Linked DNA regions of Homo sapiens: region 1 is linked to region 2. Evidence: read pairs that join two places in POLR2A ChIA-PET (ENCODE). Cell type or tissue: GM12878. All regions are shown on one strand. Links, peaks and the distances in the headings refer to the core of each region. The heading gives the core; the rest is flanking DNA. Region 1 has its middle 26 kb from the start of ARID1B. Region 2 overlaps ARID1B (AT-rich interaction domain 1B).

Evidence for each region. Peaks named below come from ENCODE experiments on the same cell type or tissue, not always from the same donor. Only the 100,000 strongest peaks of a DNase experiment are listed, where the experiment ranks them.
Region 1: POLR2A ChIA-PET joins it to region 2 with 11 read pairs; 6 of 35 experiments call an interaction of 5 or more read pairs at or near these places.

Annotation. Positions count from the first base shown.
Region 1 is chr6:156,746,196-156,757,284 of GRCh38, forward strand. No RefSeq gene overlaps it. Among named protein-coding and RNA genes, the nearest start is that of ARID1B, 26 kb to the right of the region's middle. RefSeq lists a silencer at 3,306-3,506 and enhancers at 6,574-6,643, 6,834-6,933. In GM12878, for the core only: a CTCF peak has its summit at 6,549; a DNase peak (open chromatin) is centred at 6,796.
Region 2 is chr6:156,803,130-156,814,218 of GRCh38, forward strand. The region is part of intron 1 of ARID1B (AT-rich interaction domain 1B); the gene reads left to right. Among named protein-coding and RNA genes, the nearest start is that of MIR4466, 29 kb to the left of the region's middle. RefSeq lists a silencer at 6,152-6,352. In GM12878, for the core only: no CTCF peak of the experiment used is centred there; no DNase peak of the experiment used is centred there; H3K27ac peaks cover 473 bases.

The DNA of each region.
Region 1 (11,089 bases), core at 5,608-8,107, 54 kb before region 2:
AATAACACATCTTTTGATCTTCCAGTTCCATTTAGAAATTTATCCTATGGTTTTTTACACATGAACAAGCATAATCATCACATTGGTTTTTTTTTTTTTTTTGAAATGGAATTTCACTCTTGTCGCCCAGGCTGGAGTACAATGGGGTGATCTCAGCTCACTACAACCTCTGCCTCCCAGGTTCAAGCAATTCTCCTGTCTCAGCCTCCTGAGTAGCTGGGATTACAGGTGTCCATCACCACGCTGGGCTAATTTTTGTATTTTTAGTGGAGATGGGGTTTCACCATGTTGGTCAGGCTGATCTTGAACTCCTGACCTCAAGTGATCTGCCCACCTCAGCCTCCCAAGTGCTGGGATTACAGGCATGAGCCACCGCACCCAGCAACATTGTTTTGTAAATAACCAAAACCCAGCTGAAGGTCCAGCAGTCAGGATCTCGTGTCTTCTATGTCACGGATATCTCTGCTTAAAGGGAGGAGATGGAGCTATATGTACTGGTAGAGAAAGATGTCCAAGATAAATTGTTTTGTGCAAAAAAAAGCAAGCTGGAAAACAATATATAATATAACCCTATTTGTCTAAAATAAATAAATGTTTTACTGAGGAGTTGAAGAGTGAGAAGTACTTTTGCTTTATACATTGTTCTATCACATACCATTTCTTTTCTTTTTTTCTGGTTTTGTGGTTGTTGTTGTTCTGTTGGGTTTCTTTGTTTGCTTGTTTGTTGCCATAAGCATGTATAATTTTTTATATAATTTATAGCTTATGGTGAAAGTCATTTTTACCTAGATTCAATATTTGGTTTCAATGTCTCTCAGTCTTCTGGGAACCACAATATATGCGCTTTTAGGAACTAGAGTAGGAATATTATCAGTCCCTTTTTTTTTTTTCATTTCTCCCCCGTGGCATTCCTGGTGGAGAGGCTCTTGTTTAACACTTGACTAAAGAGAGAAAGATGCCTCTGAGGTCAGAGAGGATGCTCAGAAAATTAGCATCACTGGGTCTGAGGGCCAAAGTGGGCTTTAAAAACAAAAGTTAAATGTGCTTTTATTAAAAGAAAAAAAAAAACCCTACACTTACATGCAGCACTTTTTTATTTCCTCTCATACAGTCTCACTTAACAGCCATTAATTACAAGTAAGGGAAGGCAGAGAGGAATTAATGGCACAAAAAGAAACGAACATTTTTAAGCTCTCTTTTGTGGGGTAGACCTATTTCCAAATAACTCTTCCAATTCTAAAAAGCAGCAACAACAAGAACCCAAAGTATTTTGCTTCACATCATGTAGATGTCAGTTATATGGTGAGAAAAAAATAAAATATTCATGCTACAGGAGAGTGGCTTTTGCAGACTGAAAAGCAACTGTGATGCACTTAGAAATGCTTATTTCAATGAGATTTTCTGCTATCAGTCTCAGTACATTGAAAGAAATAAAACAGCAGAGAAATAGGTTGTCCCAATAGCTGTTTTATTTATTCCTCTTATTTTCCTATTTGATCAAATTTTCTTGCAAACTCCTTTGTAGATTAAAGTTTATTTTAGTAGGCAATACCTTGGTTAAAGCTGCTTTGCAATAAGGAGGAGGATGGATTAAACTGCCCTCTTCCTAATTGCTTTGTGAAGCCTTCCTCTCTCCCTAATCTCACTGTAGTTTCTTAAGAAATGAGGCACTTACATATCCCAAGGGCTTAAACGGAGATTTCTGCTGCAGCGGGTAAAGTAGGGAGTTTGCTGCATTAATCATTGAGTAACATCAATCACGCATCCACTTGGGCAGTTAAATTTCTGTTGAACAAAGTACAGAAGTACCTGGGGTATGTCTCCCCCTCTTTATAAGTGGTGTCATTAGACATCTGTTGTGAAGACTGTAAAAATAGATTTCAGATGCAAACAATGTCATTTTAATGCTAACACAGTGCTAGGCACATAGTGAGTAATATTCTATGAAAAGTATTGAGTAAATAAATTAAATTCCATATTAAAGTATTGCACCAATTCCCTAACCAGACTATTAACTACCTCCTTACTCCAAATTTGTCCATTGCAGCAGGAATATCTTTTTTAAGCATCATTTCTATTTCAGACTCATTTTTAGAAGACACAATAGGTCTAAATTTTTGCTCACATAAAACCTATATTGATGTTTCATCTTGAAAGGTTTTCTAGCAATTGGTTTCCTTCTCCCTCATTCCTCTTTTAAAAGATAATTGTATATTCACATGATCTTTGCTAGCCTAGAGCACATGCGAATTTGCTTCGTGATTTGCTTTCTCTAATCCAAATGCCATTTCTGCCATCTGCAATGCCTTTCACCATCTCCTTTACCACTCCAGATCAATCCCATTCTGCTCTTATTGTCACTTGTCCTCTCAGCCAACTTTGCAGAATTCAAGTACAGAACAGTGTATTTATAGTAATAAAGTATGGGGAGTTTTATTTCTGTTTTACTTGACTTTATGTCAACCCCCTAGAGCTTCATTATCTTTTGTGGAATGTAAGCATAGTGAAGGCAAAGGCCGCTTTTATGACTTTCTCATTCTCAACAAAATGATTGACATGTACAAGAGACTTCATGACTTAATTTCAAGGGTCTGCTAACATCTCAGCAAAAAGATCAAAGTGACTTCATTTGAAAATAAGAAGAAATATGATATTAAATATTAATGGGAAGAGTCAATAATAAAAAGTGTTAAATATTTGCAAATGAGTCCAAAAGTATAATGAAATTCAAATCAAAGTCTCAATTGTGGTGGATTTATGTGTTTTTGTTTGTTTTGTTGGAACATTAAAAGCATTCTAAAGGCCAGGCACAGTGACTCATGTCTGTAATCCAGTAGCTTTAGGAGACTGAGGTACAGGGCTCTCTTGAGGCCAAGAGTTCAAGACCAGCCTGGGCAACATAGTGAGACCCTGTCTCTACAAAAAATTTAAAAATTAGCCAAACAAAGTGCCATGCACCTGTAGTACTAGTTGCTCAGGAGGCTGAAGCAGGAGGATTGCTTGAGCACAGAAGCTCAAGGCTGCAGTGAGTTATGATGTTGTCATTGCACTCCAGCCTAACTTACAAAGCAAGATCCTGTCTCTAAAATATTCAATAAAACAAAACAAAATTACTCTAAAACTCATCTTAAATGGTGAACTTGTATTTATTTATGGAAAAGAATCTTTTAAAAATTTTATCAGGAAGAATATACCGTATCAGTTATTATACACTATTCAAAAGCTAGAATAATTAAAGCAATGGAATTGGTAGAAAAATAGATGTATAGATCAACATCGCATAACTGAGAATTAAAAATGATCCATGGACATAAGAGAATTTAGGTTTTTCTACAGAGAGCATTTTGTATCAGGAAATAAAGGATGACATATTCAATAAAGGTTGAGACATTTGGTTAACCGTTTGGAGGAGGAAAAATTTAGATTCCTACCATATAACAAAACAAATACTAAATGGATTAACAATATCAAAGTAAGTAAAATAAAAACAAGACAACAAATAAAAGTACTAGTGGATTGTAGGCTTTTTTTTTTTTTTTTTTTTTTTTTTTTTTGTCGCTCAGGCTGGAGTGCAGTGGCGCGATCTCTGCTCACTGCAAGCTCCGCCTCCTGGGTTCACGCCATTCTCCTGCCTCAGCCTCCGGAGTAGCTGGGACTACAGGCTTCTGCCACCACGCCCAGCTAATTTTTTTGTATTTTTAGTAGAGACGGGGTTTCACTGTGTTAGCCAGGATGGTCTGGATCTCCTGACCTTGCGATCCGTCTGCCTCGGTCTCCCAAAGTGCTGGGATTACAGGCGTGAGCCACCGCGCCCAGCCGACGTTGGTTTTATAGTACGATCTCGTCATCTTTTATTTATCGATCGAATTGCCTTTTCATATAGTTTACCCATCTATATATCTATGTAAGTATCTATTTTGAAGTGCTTTTGGTTTCTAGAATGATAGAATTTCTTTTTTTTTTTCTTCTTTCTTTTTTTTTTTTTTTTTTTTTTTGAGACTAGTCTGGCTCTGTCGCCCAGGCTGGAGTGCAGTGGCGCGATCTGGGCTCACTGCAAGCTCCGCCTCCCGGGTTCGCGCCATTCTCCGGCCTCAGCCTCCCGAGTAGCTGGAACTACAGGCGCCCGCCACCACGCCCGGCTAATTTTTGTATTTTTAGTGGAGACGGAGTTTCGCCATGTTGGTCAGGCTGGTCTCAAACTCGTGACCTCATGATCTGCCCGCCTCGGCCTCCCAAAGTGCTGGGATTAGAGGCGTGAGCCACTGCGCCTGGCTAAAATGATAGAATTTCTAAACTATTTTTTTGGTTTTTACATTTCTGACTACATTGCATTGTATGTAATATGAAGTGTGCTCTGTAGGAAGTGAATACGTTGGTATTTGGGTTTTGTTCGTTCGTTTGTTTGTTTGTTTGCTTGTTTGTTTTGAGACAGGGTCTCACTTTGCCGCCCAGGCTGGAGTGCGGTGGGACGATCTCAGCTTACTGCAGCCTCAACCTCTCAGGCTCAAGTGATCCTCCAGCCTCAGCCTTCTGAGTAGCTGAGACTACAGGCCCGCACCACCACACCCGGCTAATGTTTTTGCATTTTTTGTAGACATAGGGTTTTTACCATGTTGTCCAAGCTGGTTTTGAACTCCTGAGCTCAAACGATCTGCCAGCCTTGGTCTCCCAAAATGCTGGGATTACAGGTGTGCACTACTGTGCCTGGCCTGCTTGTATTTGTTGATGTATTTGTTGTGTCTAGACTGTGGTCACTCTACTAATTATCTGTTTCCTCTAATTATTGGGGGCAGGATTCTGTATATGTCCACTAGAATGTGCTTATTAATTGTGTTGTTCAAGACATTTTATATTTCCTAGTTATTCATTGGCTTGCTATGTCAGTTTCTGAGAGGGATGTGTTAAAAATATCTACCATGTGGGATGGCGGGAGGGAGAGCATTAGGAAAATTAGTTAATGCATGCTGGGCTTAATACCTAGGTGATGGTATTAAGCAAAACACCATGGCACACGTTTACCTATGTAGCAAACCTGCACATCCTGCACATGTATCCCGGAATTTTTAAAAAAAGAATAAAACTACTCTGTATCAGCCATGCAAAAAACAAAACCAAAACAAAAACCTACCATGATTGGGGAATTTAACAATTTCTTTTAGTTTATCTATCATTGTTTATCTTTATATATTTTTGTGGCTATATTGTTGGGTGCAAACAAGTTCAGGATTGTTTTATTTTCTTGATAACTCTTCTTTTTATTAGTCAATAATGACTTTTTATACCTAACATTATTGCCTTAAATTCTATTTCATATAATTGGTATTGTTTCATTACCTTTATTTGTTTAGTACTTACCTGAAATATTTTTCAATAAGTTTACTTCAAATTTTAAGAATCATTGTATTTTATGTTTCTGAAGAACATGAGAGCATAAAACATAGATAAAATTTGTATTTCAATTCAGATAATCTCTGATTTGTAACAGGTGGTTTCATGTTTACATTTATGAGGATTCCTTATATTGGATTTATTTCTATCATCTTATTTTATGTTTTCTAGTTACCATATTTTTTCTTATTATTTGGGTTTTTACTTTTTCCTGCTCTCTACTGCATTTCTTGAGTTTGTTGCCTTTTTTTCCTCCTCCAGTGTTTTGAAAGACACGTATTTTATTCCTTTTAGAAGTTACCCTTAAATTTTGAGTATGTCATGCTTAATTTTTAAAAAAGCTAAAGCTCAACAGTAGCTCCATTTTCTCTCTCCCCATGTTATTGTTCTCTAATTTGTTAGTTTTACCAGTTTTTGAAAATCTCTCTAAATTAGCCTTTATTATTAGAGTTGTAGGGTATCTCATATACAGAACTTATCTTCCTGTCTTGAAATTAGAATTCATATGGAGAAATAAGGGTGGAAACAGGCAAGAATGAGAGTTGAAAATCAAAATACAATGTTAGCTTTATTTCAGGTAGGTCTGATTGCAGAGAGAGATTTTAGATCTGTGGACAGATGAGCTTGCTGATACTGTATTCCTGAATTAAATGGGCTTCATGCCTGATGGCAGAGTGGGACAACAACAAGTGTCCCCAATAAGGCTGTTTGCACAGACCACGCAGACAAGAATGCAGCTTCTCTGGGAGATGCAGCTCTGAAGGAGAGAAAACAGTAGGGGCTGAGCCAAGCACGTTGAGGCCTTTCTTCTAAACTTTGCAGTCCTCCTGCCTGGTGGAAGAATGGTTGAGGAGGCAGAAAGAAGTGCACAGTGTTCTCATATTATCACTTGAGGAGATTAGAGTAGACCTTTTCTCCTCTCTATGGACATATGAGCGGGAAACAGTTGTTCCTCTAACCATTGTTACTATTATTGCTGCTGTTATGAAAGTTGTTTTCCATATTCCCTGCAAAAGTCTGATTTACCTTGGAGCTGATATTTCAGTTTCAGCTCCCTAGTCTGCAAAGACACTTCCAAGGTCCGGGAAGAAGAAGTAGCCCCAGGAGAGTTAGAGGAAGGCAGCTCTGCCAGCCTGGAGGTCACTCTGCTCACCCTAGTGGTAGTCCTGGAGCTGCAGCATGGGGGTTGGGTACCAGGCCCCAGTGACAACTTGAACCTTAGGACATCAGCCTCTTCCCCAAGGAAAACATTCTGCGACACGGCTCTACTCCCAGCCCCAGGGCCATGTGACCGGGCTTCATGGTCCCTTTGGCACACGCTCTGCCCCTGACAACAGCCCTGGCAAGGCCGAGGGTGGCAGGGATACTGGGTGTGGTAAAACCCAGTCGACCTTGACCAGCTTGCTGTGACTGTGAGATCAAAGGGCTGAAGTTATGTCTGAGGATTCCCCTCGACTACCAATAACAAATTGTGAAGCTAAAATAAACTTTTCTCAACTATGACTGATTAAAAACAAATAAATTTTGCTACTTCGGGAGCTGAGGCAAAGAGGATCATTTGACACCAGGAGTTGGGGGCTGTAGTGTGCCACAGTCACACCTGTGACTAGCCACTGCATTCTAGCCTAGGCAATATAGTAAGATCGCATCTCTAAAAACAAACAAACCAACAAACCACAAATATTGACCTACTGTGTTAGAAGACTAATCTATCCTTACAAGACAGACTTATCTCTCTACTTTTTTAAAATAGAAGATGATACTTAGAAATTATTGTCACATTAAGAGGTGATCAAAGAATATATAGCCAAAAAATGTAAGGAATAAAATGTATAAAAAAGAAAGGGATTGGTTATAATAAAATAATTGAAGCTTGTATTTTAGTCCCGGATTTTGTGATGTTTTGAGGCACTTAACTACAACTTAAATTGTCGTGATTTTTATTTTTATTCTCAGTAAATCTAAACTTTTGTACCTAAGTATTTATTAATAATTTGGTATTCCTTTCTTTAAAAAGCACCCCCCCCCACTCCCCCGCCAAACTATTAAAGCTTTAGATCCCACAAAACTTGGGCCAAACTCAGCTTTTTTTGTTTTACGAGTCATGTTTGCTGAACTAGGTGCAGGGGCTCACACCTGTAATCCCAGCAACGAGGGAGGCTGAAGCAAGAGGATTGCTTGAGGCCAGAAGTTTAAATCCAGGCTGCAAAACACAGTGAGATCGTATGTCTCTACAAAAAAATTTTACAAAATTAGCCGGGGATGGCGGCATGTACCTGCAGTCTCAGCTATTTGGTAGGCTGAGGTGGGAGGAACCCTTTAGCCCAGCAGTTTGAGGCTGCAGTGAGCTGTGATTGTACTACTGCATTCTAGCCTGGGTAAGAGTGAGACCTTGACTCAAAAAGATTTTAAAAAATTTTTATTTATTTTTATTTTTTGAGACAAAATATTGCTCTGTCACCTAGGCTGGAGTGCAGTGGTGTGATCTCAGCTCACTGCAATCTCTGCTTCACAGGTTCAAGTGATTCTCCTGCCTCAGCCTCCCAAGTAGCTGGGACCACAGGCATGCACCACCACACAAAGCTAATTTTTGCATTTTTAGTAGAGATGGGTTTCACTGTGTTGGCCAGGCTGCTCCCAAACTCCTGACCTCAAGTGATCCGCCTGTCTTGACCTCCCAAAGTGCTGGGATTATAGGTGTGAGCCACTGTGCCTGACCTGTTTATTTAATTCCTTTGCTTACCATTTCTCCTTATTTTTCCCATCTCTCTTCCGGGTCCCTTTTCCTTATTGATCAAGTACAGTCATGCAGCACGTAATGATGGACTGCGCATATGACAATGGTCCCATAGATCGTGATGGAGCTGAAAAATGCCCATGTGATATCACAGCTGCTGTAATATCATAATGCAATGCATCACTCACTTGTTTGTAGTGTAAGCAAACCTACTGAGCTGCTAGTCATATAAAAGTATGGCACATACAATTATATACAGTACATGTGACTGGCTTTTATATTTACTATATTATACTTGTTATCATTATTCTAGAGTGCACGCCTTCTAGTTATTTTTTAAAAAGTTAACTGTAAAACAGCCTCAGGCAGGCCCTTCAGGAGGTATCCAGAAGAAAGCATTGTAATCACAGGAGATGATAGCTCCATGTGTGTTACTGCCCCTGAAGACCTTCCAGTGGGACAAGATGTGGAGGTAAGACAGTGATGTAGATGATCCTGACCCTGTCTGGGCCTAGGCTAGTGTATGTCTTTGTATCTTGGCTTTTAACAATATTTTAAAAGGTGTTTTTGTTTGTTTGTTTGTTGTTTTTGTTTTCGTTTTGAGATGGAGTTTCGCTCTTGTTGCCCAGGCTGGAGTGCAATGGCATGATCTCGACTCACTGCAACCTACTCCTCCTGGGCTCAAGCAATTCTTCTGCCTCAGCCTCCCAAGTAGCTGGAATTACGGGCATGCACCACCACACCAGCTAATTTTGAATTTTTACCAGGGATGGGGTTTCTCCATATTGGTCAGGCTGGTCTCGAACTCCCGACCTCAGGTGATCCACCTGCCTTGGCCTCCCAAAGTGCTGGGATTACCAGCATGAGCCACTGCGCCTGGCCAACATTTTAAAAGTGTTTTAAAAAAGTAACGAAAGGAAGCTTGGCCAGGTGCAGTGGCTCACCTCTGGATTCCTAGTGCTTTGGGATGCCAAAGTGGGAGGATGGCTTGAGGCCAGGAGTTTAAGACCAGCTTTGGGCAACAAAGCAAGACCTCGTCTCTACAAAAAAAGTTAAAAATTAGCCAGGTGTGGTGACACACACCTGTAGTCCCAGCTAATCAGGAAACTGAAACTGGAGGATTGCTTTTTTTGTTTTGTTTTGGTTTGTTTTGGGTTTTTTTTTTGAGACGGAGTCTCGCTCTGTCACCCAGGCTGGGGTGCAGTGGTGCGATCTCAGCTCATTGCAACTTCTGCCTCCTGGGTTCAAGCAATTCTCCTGCCTCAGTCTCCCGAGTAGCTGGGATTATGGGTGCATACCACCACATCCAGCTAATTTTTTTTTTTTTTTTTGTATTTTTGGTAGAGATGGGGTTTCACCATGTTGGACATGCTGATCTCAAACTCCTGACTTCAAGTGATCCGCTCGCCTCAGCCTCTCAAAGTGTTGGGATTACAGGCGTGAGCCACTGTGCCCGGCCCAGAGGATTGTTTGAGTCCCGGAGTTCAAGGCTGCAGTGAACCATAAAAGCCCTGCTGCACTCCAGACAAGACATCACTATTGTAGGTTGTTTTTTGATACATTGTATCACGTTTTTTGAAACAAGAGTGAGAACTTGTATCAAAAAAAAAAACGAAAAGAAAAAAGCTTATAGAATACACATATAAAGAAAGAAAATATTTTTGAACAGCTCTTTACTGTGTTCATGTTTCAAGTGTTATCAGAAGAGTCAAAAAAGGCCAGGCACAATGGCTCATGCCTGTAATTCCAGTGCTTTGGGAGGCTGAGAAGGGAGGATGGCTTTAAGCCAGGAGTTCAAGACCAGCTGGGGCAATAAAGTGAGAACCTCCAGTCTCTAAAAACAATTTTAAAATGAGCTGGGCCTGATGGCACGTGTCTGTAGTCCCAGTTACTTGGGAGGCTGAGGTGGGAGAATCACTTGAGCCCTAGATTTCGAGGCTGTAGTGAGCTATGAGTGCAGCACTGGACTCCAGCCTGGGCAACTGAGCAAGAATTTTTTTTTTTTTTTTTTGAGACAGAGTCTTGCTCTGTCACCCAGGCTGAAGTGCAATGGCACAACCGCGGCTCACTACAACCTCCACCTCCCAGGTTCAAACAATTCTTCTGCCTCAGCCTCCCAAGTAGCTGGGATTACAGGCGCATGCCACCATGACTGGCTAAATTGTTTTATTTTTAGTAGAGACAGGGTTTCACCATGTTGACCAGGCGGGTCTCGAACTCCTGACCTCAGGTGATCCACCCACCTTGGCCTCCCAAAGTGCTGGGATTACAAGTGTGAGTCACTGTACCCATCCAAGCAAAAGAGAGAGAGAGAGAAAGAGAAGGAGAAGGAGAAGGAGAGGAAGGAAGGAAGAAAAGAAGGAAGGAAGGAAGGAAAGGGAGGACAGAAGGGAGGGAGGGAAGAGAGAGAGGGAAAGAAAGAAAGAGAGAAAGAGAGAGAGAGAAAGAAAGAAAGAAAGAGAAAGAAAGAAAGGAAGAAGGAAGGAAGGAAGGAAAGAAAGAGGGAGGGAGGGAAGGGAGGACGCAAGGAAGGGAGGGAGGGAAGAGAGGAAAAAATGAAAAGGAAAGAAAGAAGAAAGAAAGAAAACGAACAGACGGAGGGACGGAGGGAGGGAGAGAGGGAAGGAGGGAGGGAAAGAAGGGAGGATGGAAGGGAGGGAGAGAAGAGAGAGGGAAAGAAAGAAAAAGGAAGGAAGGAAAGAAGGTCTAAAAGTTTTTTTTAATTAAGATTATAAAGTGAAAAGGTTACAGTAAGCTAAGATTAATTTATTATTGAAGAAATGAATGAATTGAATGCAGCCTCAGTGTCCAGTGTTGATAAAGTCTACAGTAGCATACGGTAAAGTCGTAGGCCTTCACAGACACTCCCCACTCACTCACTCACTCATCCAAGCAACTGCCAGTCCTGCAAGCTCCATTCATGGTAAGTGCCTTATACAGGTGAATCATTTTAAAATCTTTTAA
Region 2 (11,089 bases), core at 2,792-5,291:
TACAACTTCCAAGCAACGATGTTTTCTTTTTATCAGATTGACTCTAGTATGCAGAGATGATGGAATTTTCGTGCATGTGGTCTTGTACATTTATTAAGCCTTTTCAATGAAGATTTAAGAGCCAACATTTTATTTATGAAATTCAGTCCACATTTATAATGTTGTATAATAGAAATGTATGTACATTTCCTGTGATTTTTCAGTATAGAAGAATAATGGATCTTGCAAAGATTGTAGTTGCTGTTACTTACCTTTTTAAGAGAGAACCAAAATATTTTCCTTTCCTTTCCTTTCGTTTCAGTGTTCTCTAAGCTGTGTGTCTATCTATAAATCTTTATCCATCCACCATCTTCCTCCCTCTGTACTTACCTGTCTTAAACTTACCTAGACTTACCTTTGCCTTCGTTTTGCATTTATGATTTTTCCCTCCTTTCTCTTCAAGTGAATGCTTTATTTTTGTTTTCATGGTGTGTTTTTTTCTTGCTTTCATTTTATCTTTTTCTCTTTTTTTTTTTTTTAAATTCCTTTTTTGATCTAGTTCTTCCTGCCCCTCCACAGCTGCCCACATTGAGTGGGTTAGTTGTAAGTGTCCCATTCCACATCCTGTCTTGGGTGGGCTTTCCTGTAAGATTTTTCCTGGGTGTCTGTTATTACCTTTTTTTCCAATACATATTAAAACAATTGGCCATTTTTCATCATGTTTAGGAAACACTTAGCCTTGTTTTCCTCATCTGCAAAATAGGGATGATGAAACGTAATTTACGTGGTTGCTAAGAGAGCTAAATTAGTTGAGGTGTGTAAAGCATATAGCTTTACATCCAATGTGAAATAAGTGTTCATTAAATGTTAGTGGCAGAGGTAATAGTAGTTGTAACGTTGAATTGCCTGGTATGATGGAGAATGTTTCTAAAGAACACCCCTCAAGGCTGGGCATGGTGGCTCACTCCTGTAATCCCAGCACTTTGGGAGGCTGAGACTGGCTGATCAGTTGAGGTCAGGAGTTCGAGACTAGCCTGGACAACATGGTGAAACCCCATCTCTACCAGAAAATACAAAAATTAGCTGGGTGTGGTGGTGCACGCCTGTAGTTCCAGCTTCTTGGGAGGATGAGGCAGGAGAATCACTTGAACCTGGAAGCGGAGGTTGCAGTGAACTGAGATTGCACCACTGCACACCAGCCTGGGTGACAGAGCAAGACTCCGTCTCAAAAAAAAAGCAAAAAAAAAAACACCCCTCAATTTTGGATTACATTGATAATTAGGGGCCAGATCATAAAGAGAGCTTTATTTACTGTATTAGTTTGTTCTTACACTGCTATCAAGATATACCTGAGACTGGGTAATTTATAAAGGAAAGAGGTTTAGTTGACTCATAGTTCTGCATGGCTGGGGAGGCCTCAGGAAACTTAGAATCATGGTAGAAGGCACCTCTTCACAGGGTGGCAGGGGAGAGAATGAGTGCCCAGCGAAGGGGGAAGCCCCTTATAAAACCATCAGATTTCGTGAGAACTAACACAATCACGAGAACAGCCTGGAGGAAGCCATCCCCATGATTCAATCACCTCCCACCAAGTCCCTCCTACAACACATGGGGATTATGGGAACTATAATTCCAGATAAGATTTGAGTGGGGACAAGCCTAATCATATCAACGTATCATGAAAAGATTACATTTTATTCCAGGGGTCATAGAAACCATTGAAGAATTTTACTACTAAGAGAGATGTGATCTGATTGGCAAAAAAAAAAAAAAAAAAAAAAGAAATTGGCCCTTTTTGTGTCTTAATGTTCCTATTTCACCCACCCTTAAAATATAAAATTTAAAGATTAGGCAGTATTACTAATGGCCAGTACTTATAAAGTGACATGTAAATAGGACAAGAGTTTAACAAATGTAAACATCTCACTAAATTTTAGTACTTCACTTACCAACCCTTGGATGTTTAGCTAATAATTGCTAATTATAACTATGCATTTGTTTGCTTATACTACTCTGGCAGGAACAGGCCTCTCTCAGCTTACTCAGTAGGCCAAGTTAGAGATTCTGGGTTGGGCCCTAGTTTTTCAGGGATGTAGTATTGGCTCATTGGATTTAAATCTTAGGGAAAATCTGGTGGAGACACTTTGCCTCCACCTGCAGCCTGCTGTGCTGGATGTGTAGTGAGGGAATGAGACAGGATAGGCCCGAGAGTAAAGTGGTCTGTTTGAATCCCCAGTTCTGCCACTCATTTTTTGTAAAATGGGAATAATGATAATATCTAAGTTCTGGGGTTATTTTGAGGATTAAATGAGGTCGCATGTTTAAAGCATATAGGATGTTGTCCGAGTGTCAGCTTTTATTGTTACCATTACTATTCTTGAGGAAACCTAGCAGGTTTACACTTCACCAAGGAAGGGCAGCTATTGGTTTGCCTATAGGAGTATGCTCTCTCTGCTCTCAGAGGGCCTACAAGAAAATTTTTTTTCTATCCAAATGTCACCTTTGCTTTTATTTTCTTTCCTTTCCATACACGGAAGAAAAAATAGGAAAAAGAATTACATATACTTTGCAACTTTTTAATTATTTATTTAATTTTATTTTTTTTTAGAGACAGTGGAGTGCAGTGGCACCATTGTAACTCACTGCAGCGTGTAACTCCTGGGCTTAGGTGATCCTCCCATCTCAGCCTCCTAAGTAGCTGGAATCACAGATGCGCACTGCCACAACCAGCTAATTTTTAAATTTTTTTGTGGAGATGGAGTCTCGCTGTGTTGCCTAAACTGGTCTCAGAGTCCTGGCCTCAAGTGATCCTCCTGCCTTGGCCTCCTGATGTGTTGGGATTACAGGTGTGAGCCACTGTGCCCAGCCACATTTTTCAGCTTTGAAACCCTGTAATGTGAGTTCCCCCTCACTCCAGTTAGAAAGCTCATTTCTAATTTCCGTATTGGCCACTTTTTCTGTGTCACATTCACTAAATTAGGTTTAATGGTGGGTCCCAAAATCATAACCATAAACCTTGTTGAGGTTCTGTTTTCTTGTCCATAAAATGGGGATTAAGTGAATTGCTGGAAGGGTGCGTTGCCCAGGTCCTCAATAAGTGATAAACTCACGTTCAGCACATTCAACAAACTTTTAAAGGTTTTTAAATAAAAAAAGCAAAGGCTTATGGTCTTTGGAAGGTTCTTTTAGTTTCTCAAGTTGGGACCCCATGCCTTACCGTGCCACTGAGTTGAAGAACAGGTTCTACCTCTGGCTTTCAGAACCTCCTTAGAGCTGGTTTGGAGGTGTTCCTGCTCTCTACGTGTCCTTTCTTCTAAAAACACATTTCACAAAAATACATTTCACAGACTTTACTGTATCATATTTTCAACCAGAGTTTAAATGGGGATTGTTTGGTTTTGCTTAATAATACTACTTTACAGATGATTTAATAATTTCCAAAGTGCTTTTCTTATCTAGTCCTCACAGTAATCTTGCGAGGTTTGGTTAATATCCCTGTTTCGTGTGTGCTGAAGCAGAAGCACAGTGACTTGGCTAAGGACACGACTTTATTTCAAACCAGGTTTTGTGACCCAAATCTGAGCTTTTGCACCTCACACTGTTGCTGTGGTGTGTTACAGTGATTCTTTAGCTTAGAGACACGTTTGGATCAGGGGGTCAGCAAACTTTTCCTACGAAGGGCCACATAGTAAATAATTCAGGTTTTCTGGGCCAGATGATGTTTGTTTCAACTACTCAGCTCCGCTGAGGCAGTGCTGAAGTGTCCATAGACAATCCGTAAATGAACGTGGGAGGAGGCTGCGTGCCAGAAAAGCTATGGATGCTGAAATTGAATTTCATGTAATTTTACATGTCTTAAAATATTCTTTTGATTTCTTTCCCCCAACCATTTAAAAATGTAAAACATATTCTTAGCTTATGGGTCCTACAAAAACCAAGCGGTGGACCAGATTTGTCTGGAGGACCGCAGCTTGCCAACCCCTGGACAGCGTGCGTTTTTCCATTTCCAGTTCCGTCCAAGTATTGTGCACCCCCCCACGCCCCACCCAGTGAAGCATCTTTGTTTGCACAACTCTTTATTCTCTAGCATCTCAGCTAACAGGAAGCTGGGAGAAAGTTCAGATCTATGGAGTGGAAGAGCCCAGGGTGAAGGGAGCCAGCGGATCACGTGGTGTCGGAAACGCCTTAAGCAAGAAGCTTGCATGTCAGAAACCAAGCTCAGGGTTCTCTGTTGTGTTTTGGTTTTTACTGCCCGCCATCTAGTTGAGTTTCTTCATGTTCTAGGAGCTCTGTCAGTTCTTTAATTTCCCCCCACTAGAGTTTTGAGGTTTTTTCTTAAGGTTTTTTTTTTTTTGAAAAAGAGAGTTACAGACATGTAGTGCATTAGTATAGTTTGATTATTAAAAGATTCAAACGCTGGCAAAAACGTGTATGTTGAATATTTAAACTCTCATTTACTGCTTCCCCTTCCCAGAAGTATATGCTCTTAAGTTAAATGTGTCTTTTAGTTGATTTTAAAATACTGCATGTGAACATAGACAATTATATAAATATAAACATCTGTATATAAGATGATATTGTACGTGTTCTCTGACCTTTTCCTTACAGAAAGTTCCTTGGATCACACCACAGTGGTTCGACTTTTTGCTTTGGGTAATTTGTTGTGTGAGCAAGAGAGGTTCTCAGTTGTCTAAGCAGTCACTGAACAGTGAAAAAACACAATATCATTTTTTTTGCTGTGGACTGTGGAATCATTTTAGAATGTCACCCTCTTTTGAGGCAGTTGGCAGGATTTGCCCGGAAGGATCAGGATAGGGTCTTTGGGTCTGAGTCCTGCGTGACTTCCTTTTCTGACAGCCTCAGATGCAGTCCTAGACTCCCGTGTCATTGAGCGCTGTCCATAACATCTTACCATGAGTGTGCTATAAAAATACAACCTCTTCATTGTTAAGCCGTGTTACTGTTGAGGCTTTAACCCTATTGTATCCCAAAGCAGAAGCAGAGGTAGATATTTCAAAGTAATTGGATTTAGTAATTGAAATTTCAAAAGTAATTGAGAGATGAGAGCGTTTCCTATTTGGAAGACATCAGCTGGATTTTATTTTATTTTTCCCGAAGTTATTTGCATTCTGTCTTGTTAGCTTTAGAAATAAGAACAGGGAAAACAGAAAGGAGAACATGTAGTGGTATAATGTAGATCTTAAAATACTTCAGAGTTCTCATTCTTTTTTTGGTATGGTACTCAATAGGTATTCTAGTCAAATGTAGGCTATGACTTTGTAAATAATCTCTCTTGAAAAAAGGGAGCCTTCATTGTGTTCTTGGCAGCCTATCACGTGGTGCTCTTGTGAGTGTGGGCTCCAGCCTACATTGACCGTGAACCAGAGCAGCCCTGTTACTAAAGTCAATGCTTGTAATTCTCTTACAGTCCTCATACCACAGATTTCCTTGCAATCATACTTTTTTCTTTCATTCTCTTTTTTACCTGTTTTGTTTTCAGTCTCAGCTAAAATTGAATATATATAAGTGTACTAACTCTCTATAAAGAAGTCTTTTTCTAATCTACATGCCACTATGAAAATTGAAAATAAAAACATTATCTGTATTGTTTAATAAGGATTTATTCATTAGTTGTGCACATTCTTTATTTGTTCATTTGGTTTTAAAATATCAATGCTCTTATTTTTACTTGATGAAAGGAGAGAAACTTCTTTTAACGAATGTTTTTAGAGGCACTAAAATCCTTGATTAAAAACAGTGTTAAGGATTTGTATTTCATTGTGCTTTGGGAGAAATGTCTTAAGATTTGTACACACGAGTTTGTTTTATCTGTGTGACTCTAATTAAAGTTAATCAAAGTCACATGGCTTAGCAAATCACTGAAGTTTCTTTTTGGAGGTTTTTATTCATTTTAGTAATTTGATTTGTTGATTTGCTATTAATCTTTTAAAAGTAAAACATCAATAACCTAATTTTATAAAGTATCAGGTGTCTTTTTTTTGGCCTACTTTACGTTACTTACTCTGTACTTTCAAGCAGGCACATAAAGGCTCAGTCTGTTTCAGCTCTGTGCACTGCTGAGCAGTGTCTTACCATGACTGACCTCCTGATTAAGAGGAAGTTAGCACGTGAGAGCCACATTGAGTCTGCTGGCCTTAGCTTCATGTGCTATGTGAGAGATGTGGTCATTTTGTACACAGGATGTTATAATGGGATATTGACATTTTACGGATCCAGCATCCTGTGTATAAATTAAGCTTTCTTTTTAAGAAGACATTTTACAGTTGTAAAATTCTCGCCTATTTGAATTTTGAGATCTTGATGAAACATAATCCCTGGAGTGCTCTTCCACTGTTGCAGTGTAATCTTTCCATATGATATCTGATTTAGTTGGAAGCAACTTAGTAATTATGCATGCTTAAAGGAAGCAACTTAATAAACAGGATTTTAGAGAAACCCAGTCAGAATTGTAAAATGGTACTGCTGAATCAATTGCATTACATAGAATTACTGGGTTAGATGTAGGTTTGAGATAAGTGGGCAGACCTGAGGCTCCTGTACCACCACCATTGTCAAGAGCATGTGAAGATTTGCCTTTTTCAAAGAAAAAAAAAAAAAAAAAAAAAGGACTCCCTTTCCCTTGGTTCGTTCAAAAATGATTCAAAAGTAGCCTTCTCAAGTCTGGTGGCTGAGGGCCACCAGAAAGTGGAGCGGGCCTTGGTTCTGACATGGGCTTAGCATGGTAGGCTAGGTAAAGTCAGCTCTGTGGAGGTGGGCACAGTTTGTCATGTGGTCAGGTGGCATGCAGAGGACAAAAAGATGCAGCTCTGAACTTGAGGATTTAAGCAATCATCTGGGAAATCAGCACAGCATGTGGCTGAGGAATCAGATTCAGGAGGGAGGTGAAGACTGTCAGGTGCAGCAGGCCCCATGTGTGACCTCTGCTGCTTTACATGTGAAATATAGGAAGGGGAAAAATAACTATTGAAAATCATTTCTGTTCCTTGTCAGCTTATACACATGTACTATTAAATAGTCACAGTTTAAACTACTTATTTTCAGTTCACTATTTTGTACACATTGTCCTATATTGGTATTATTGCTAGCATTTCTGCAATTTTTTGAGTTAGAATTTAGGGTGACCTCTCAAGAATATTTTGTCATACTGATTCCATCTACAGATATACGTTGTGGTAGGTTCTGGTTATAAAAGTGTAAATGGTAACAGCTGCCATTTACCAAAGATCCACCTGCCAGCCTGCCTGCTTTATAGATGAGGGGATTGAGGCCTGGGAGGTTGAGGAACTTGCCTCAGCTCCTGGAGCTGCGTTGGATTCCTGCTCTCATTCTGTCTTCCTTGTAAAGCGAGAGGGGTGTTCTCCTTTGGTTTGTAAACTCTCTTGCTATTTCACAGCCTCTGGTGTCCAGAAGACACATAAACAGACAATGGCAACCAAACCTTCTAAATTTTAGAACACAGGTTTCCTCAGGGGTCTCTGATCTCTTGATCATTTTCATTTTGCCTGGTGGTTTCAAGACAAACTTGATATAGAAGGTGATCCTTGAGTCAAGGCCTGAAAGATGAGGAATCAGCCCCCAATAACTTCTGGAATCGTGTGTCTTCAGGCTTCTGGAGAATGTGAGAGCACCAACACCAATATTTTGCACAGCAGCAGGTCTTATGTGGGAGGGGCAAGAGTGAGGAAGAGCTATATGAAATGTGTATTATTTGTATTAGCTTGTGGATTAGTTTGCTGTTGCTGCATAACACATTGAGTGGCTTAAAAGAACACACATCGATTATGTCAGTTTCTGGAGGTTAGGAGTCCAGGCATGGCTTAGCTGCCATACTCTGCTTGGGGTCGTAGAGGCTGTAATCCAGGTGTCAGCCGGGCTGCATTCTCATCTAGAGGCTTGACTGGGGAAGGCCGCCTCAGACTGTTGGCAGAATTTATTTCCTGGTGGCTGTAGAATTCATATCTGCCTGCTTCTTCAATGCCACCAGCAGAGAGAGAATCTGTAACTTCTGGGAAGGCCTGGACCCTCTTTTAAAGGGCTCACCAGATTATGTCAAGCCCATCCAGGCCACTGTTTTAACTTAATGTCATGTGATTAAGGAGGGGCTTTAATTATATCGGCAAAGTCTCTTCCTTTGCTATATTTTCTTAGTTAGATGCCAGTCACAGGTCTTACCCGTACTCAAGAGGAGAGGATTACACAGAAGTGTGGATACGAGGGGCATAAATCCCATGGATTTATTTTAGAATTCTGCCAACTACAGGTTGTGTGTTATAATTCATAAAAATAGCAGTGGTTTCTGTTGGTCTGTTTATGCTGCCATGACAAAATGCCAGACAGAATTTCTCCCTCTCAGTTCTGGAGGCTGGCAGTCCGAGATCAAGGTGCTGGCAAGGTAGTTTTCATTCTGAGGCCTCTTCCCTGGGCTTTTAGGTAGCTGCCACCTCTCTGTGTGCCCACATGGTCTTTCTGAGCATGTGCAGGGGGAGAGAGAGGATGCAAGAGCCTGTGCATGCCTGTACCAGAAGCCTGGTCTCTCTTCTTATAAGGACAGCAGTCCTGTCAGATTAGAACCCATGCTCATGGCCTCTTTTAACCTTCATTACCTCTTCATAGACGCTAGTCCCAAATACAATCACATTGGACATTAGGGTTTTGATGTAGGAATTTTGGTGGGGGACACAATTCATTCTGTAGCAGGCTAAGAAAGTCTTCTAGTTACATTCTGCTTATCTCAAGGGATATCAGTTGGGGTATATATATAGATGCCTTCCCCAAAAAGCATCATGACCCTTATATTATAATATGACCTTGGGCAAATTACCTACTCTAGGAGATGATTTCCTTCAACTAAAATAGTGGTTGGCAACATTAACTACTTTGCAGGATTTTTGTTCGCATTGGTTGTGCTGTGTGTAAATCACCTATAGTGTGCCGAGGGCACAGGAGGTGCTCATTAAATGTTGTCTGTTGTTGCTGTATTTGTGCCTTGATATTTCTGCATCTCTCTCTCTCTCTTATTTGAAACAGGGTCTTCCTTTGTCGCTCAGGCTGGTGTGTGGTGGCATGATCACAGCTCATTGCAGCCTCAACCTCCCAGGCTCAAGTGATCCTCTGTCCTCAGCCTCATGAGTAGCTGGGACTACAGGCATGTGCCACCACACCTGGCTAATTTTTGTATTTTTTGGTTTTGCTATGTTGCCCAGGCTGATTTCTTTTTTTAATTATTATCTACCTTAAATGAAGAATTCCCCATGAATCCTTCCATTTCTTCAAGAAAGAAGTGGTTACTCTCCCCTGAACTCATAGGACAGTGGCATTTATAAGCCTCTGTCCTATAGTATTTATAAGCTTATTTTTGCAGTGTATTATTTGTATACATCTTTTGTTTCTTCTGTTTCTTAAAGTCAAGGACCTTCTTATACCTCTGCTTATCTTTTTCATAGTGCCTTGTACATTAATATTTTTTCAGTTTAAACAATGTTGAATGAACAAATAAATGAATGGGCATGGCCTCTGAGGTAATGTGTTTCCTCTTTCATCTAAATCTTTGTTTCTCAATCCTTTCTAACTCATGCCTTCTTTTGAAAATGTAAGTTTCCTTACACCCCTTCCACCTTTCAGTATCTCCTCCCAAAAGACCAGGCCCGCAGCCCCCATCTCCCTTGATGGGACAAGCTCGACTTTTCCTACAGATCCTCAACAGTTGAGATTATTTTATCAAGCTCCACTTTCATGTGGTATGTTATAAAAAAAAAAAAAAAAGCTTTCCTCCTTTCTTTTCCAAATAGAAAATTATAATCCTGGGTGTGTGTGTGTGTGTGTGTGTGTGTGTGTGTGTGTGTGTGTGTATGTATATACATACGTATGTATATACATATATATACACATACGTATGTATATACATATATATATACACATACGTATGTATATACATATATATATACACACATACGTATGTATATACATACATATATATATATTTTTTTTTTTTTTGAGACGGAGTCTCGCACTGTTGCCAGGCTGGAGTGCAGTGACACCATCTTGGCTCACTGCAACCTCTGCCACCCAGGTTGAAGCAATTCTCCTGACTCAGCCTCCCGAGTAGCTACAACTGTAGGCGCATGCTGCCACGCCCTGCTAATTTTTTTTTTTTTTTTGTATTTTAGTAGAGATGGGGCTTCACCATGTTGCCCAGGCTGGTCTCGAACTCCTGAGCTAGGCAATCTGCCTGCCTTGGCCTCCCAAAGTGCTAGGATTACAGGCGCGAGCCATTGCGCTCAGGCTATCCTGGGTGTGTATTTTAACCGGACCCTCCTTGTAACCCTCGTTCTTATTTATGTAGCATTCATTCATTTTCACCCTTGAGAATTACTGCTCTAAACAATTTCTGATATACTGTAGAATCCTGTTACAGGAAGTAGTGAAGTTAGAATTAAGTGTTCAGGTGCGGTGTTGTGTCTCCACTACCTTTGCACATGTGTAAGAGAATATTCTGTCTTCCCTTTATATGATTCTTTTTAAATGACAGGGTTAAACTGATATGCATTTGAATTTGTCGAACCCTGTTCTCCAAAATGATTCCAGTTTGTGTCACTTAAGGAGTGACCCTAGACATATATTAGGCTTTCATAAGACCTTTCTCTCCAGAGCTTACAGCGCTTTGCAGACATTACCTTATCAATACTTAGGGCATCCTTGTGAGCCAAGCAAGAACTGGGAGCTGTTGCTGTTTTTTTTGCAGTGGAATAGCACGAGAAGTTCAGGAGGGGCCTGCCCTCCAGACCCCATCTCAAGGATGTGTGCGCTGGTCAGACCCTGCCTTCATGCTCCCGCGCTGTGGATTCTTCACGGTAGCCTGCACCACGAGAGTGGGTACAGTGTGCCAGCAAACAAAATGCCTTTGGTCACAAGATAATAGAGTAAATTTACAAGGTGATGTTTATTTTTAAAGGAATACGTAAGAATCAAAATTCCATGTACTGAAAGGAATGTAAAATATTAATACATCTGGAGTGGTGGCTCACGTCTGTAATTCCAGCACTTTGGGAGGCTGAGGTAGGAGGATCACTTGAGCCCAGTAGTTCCAGAC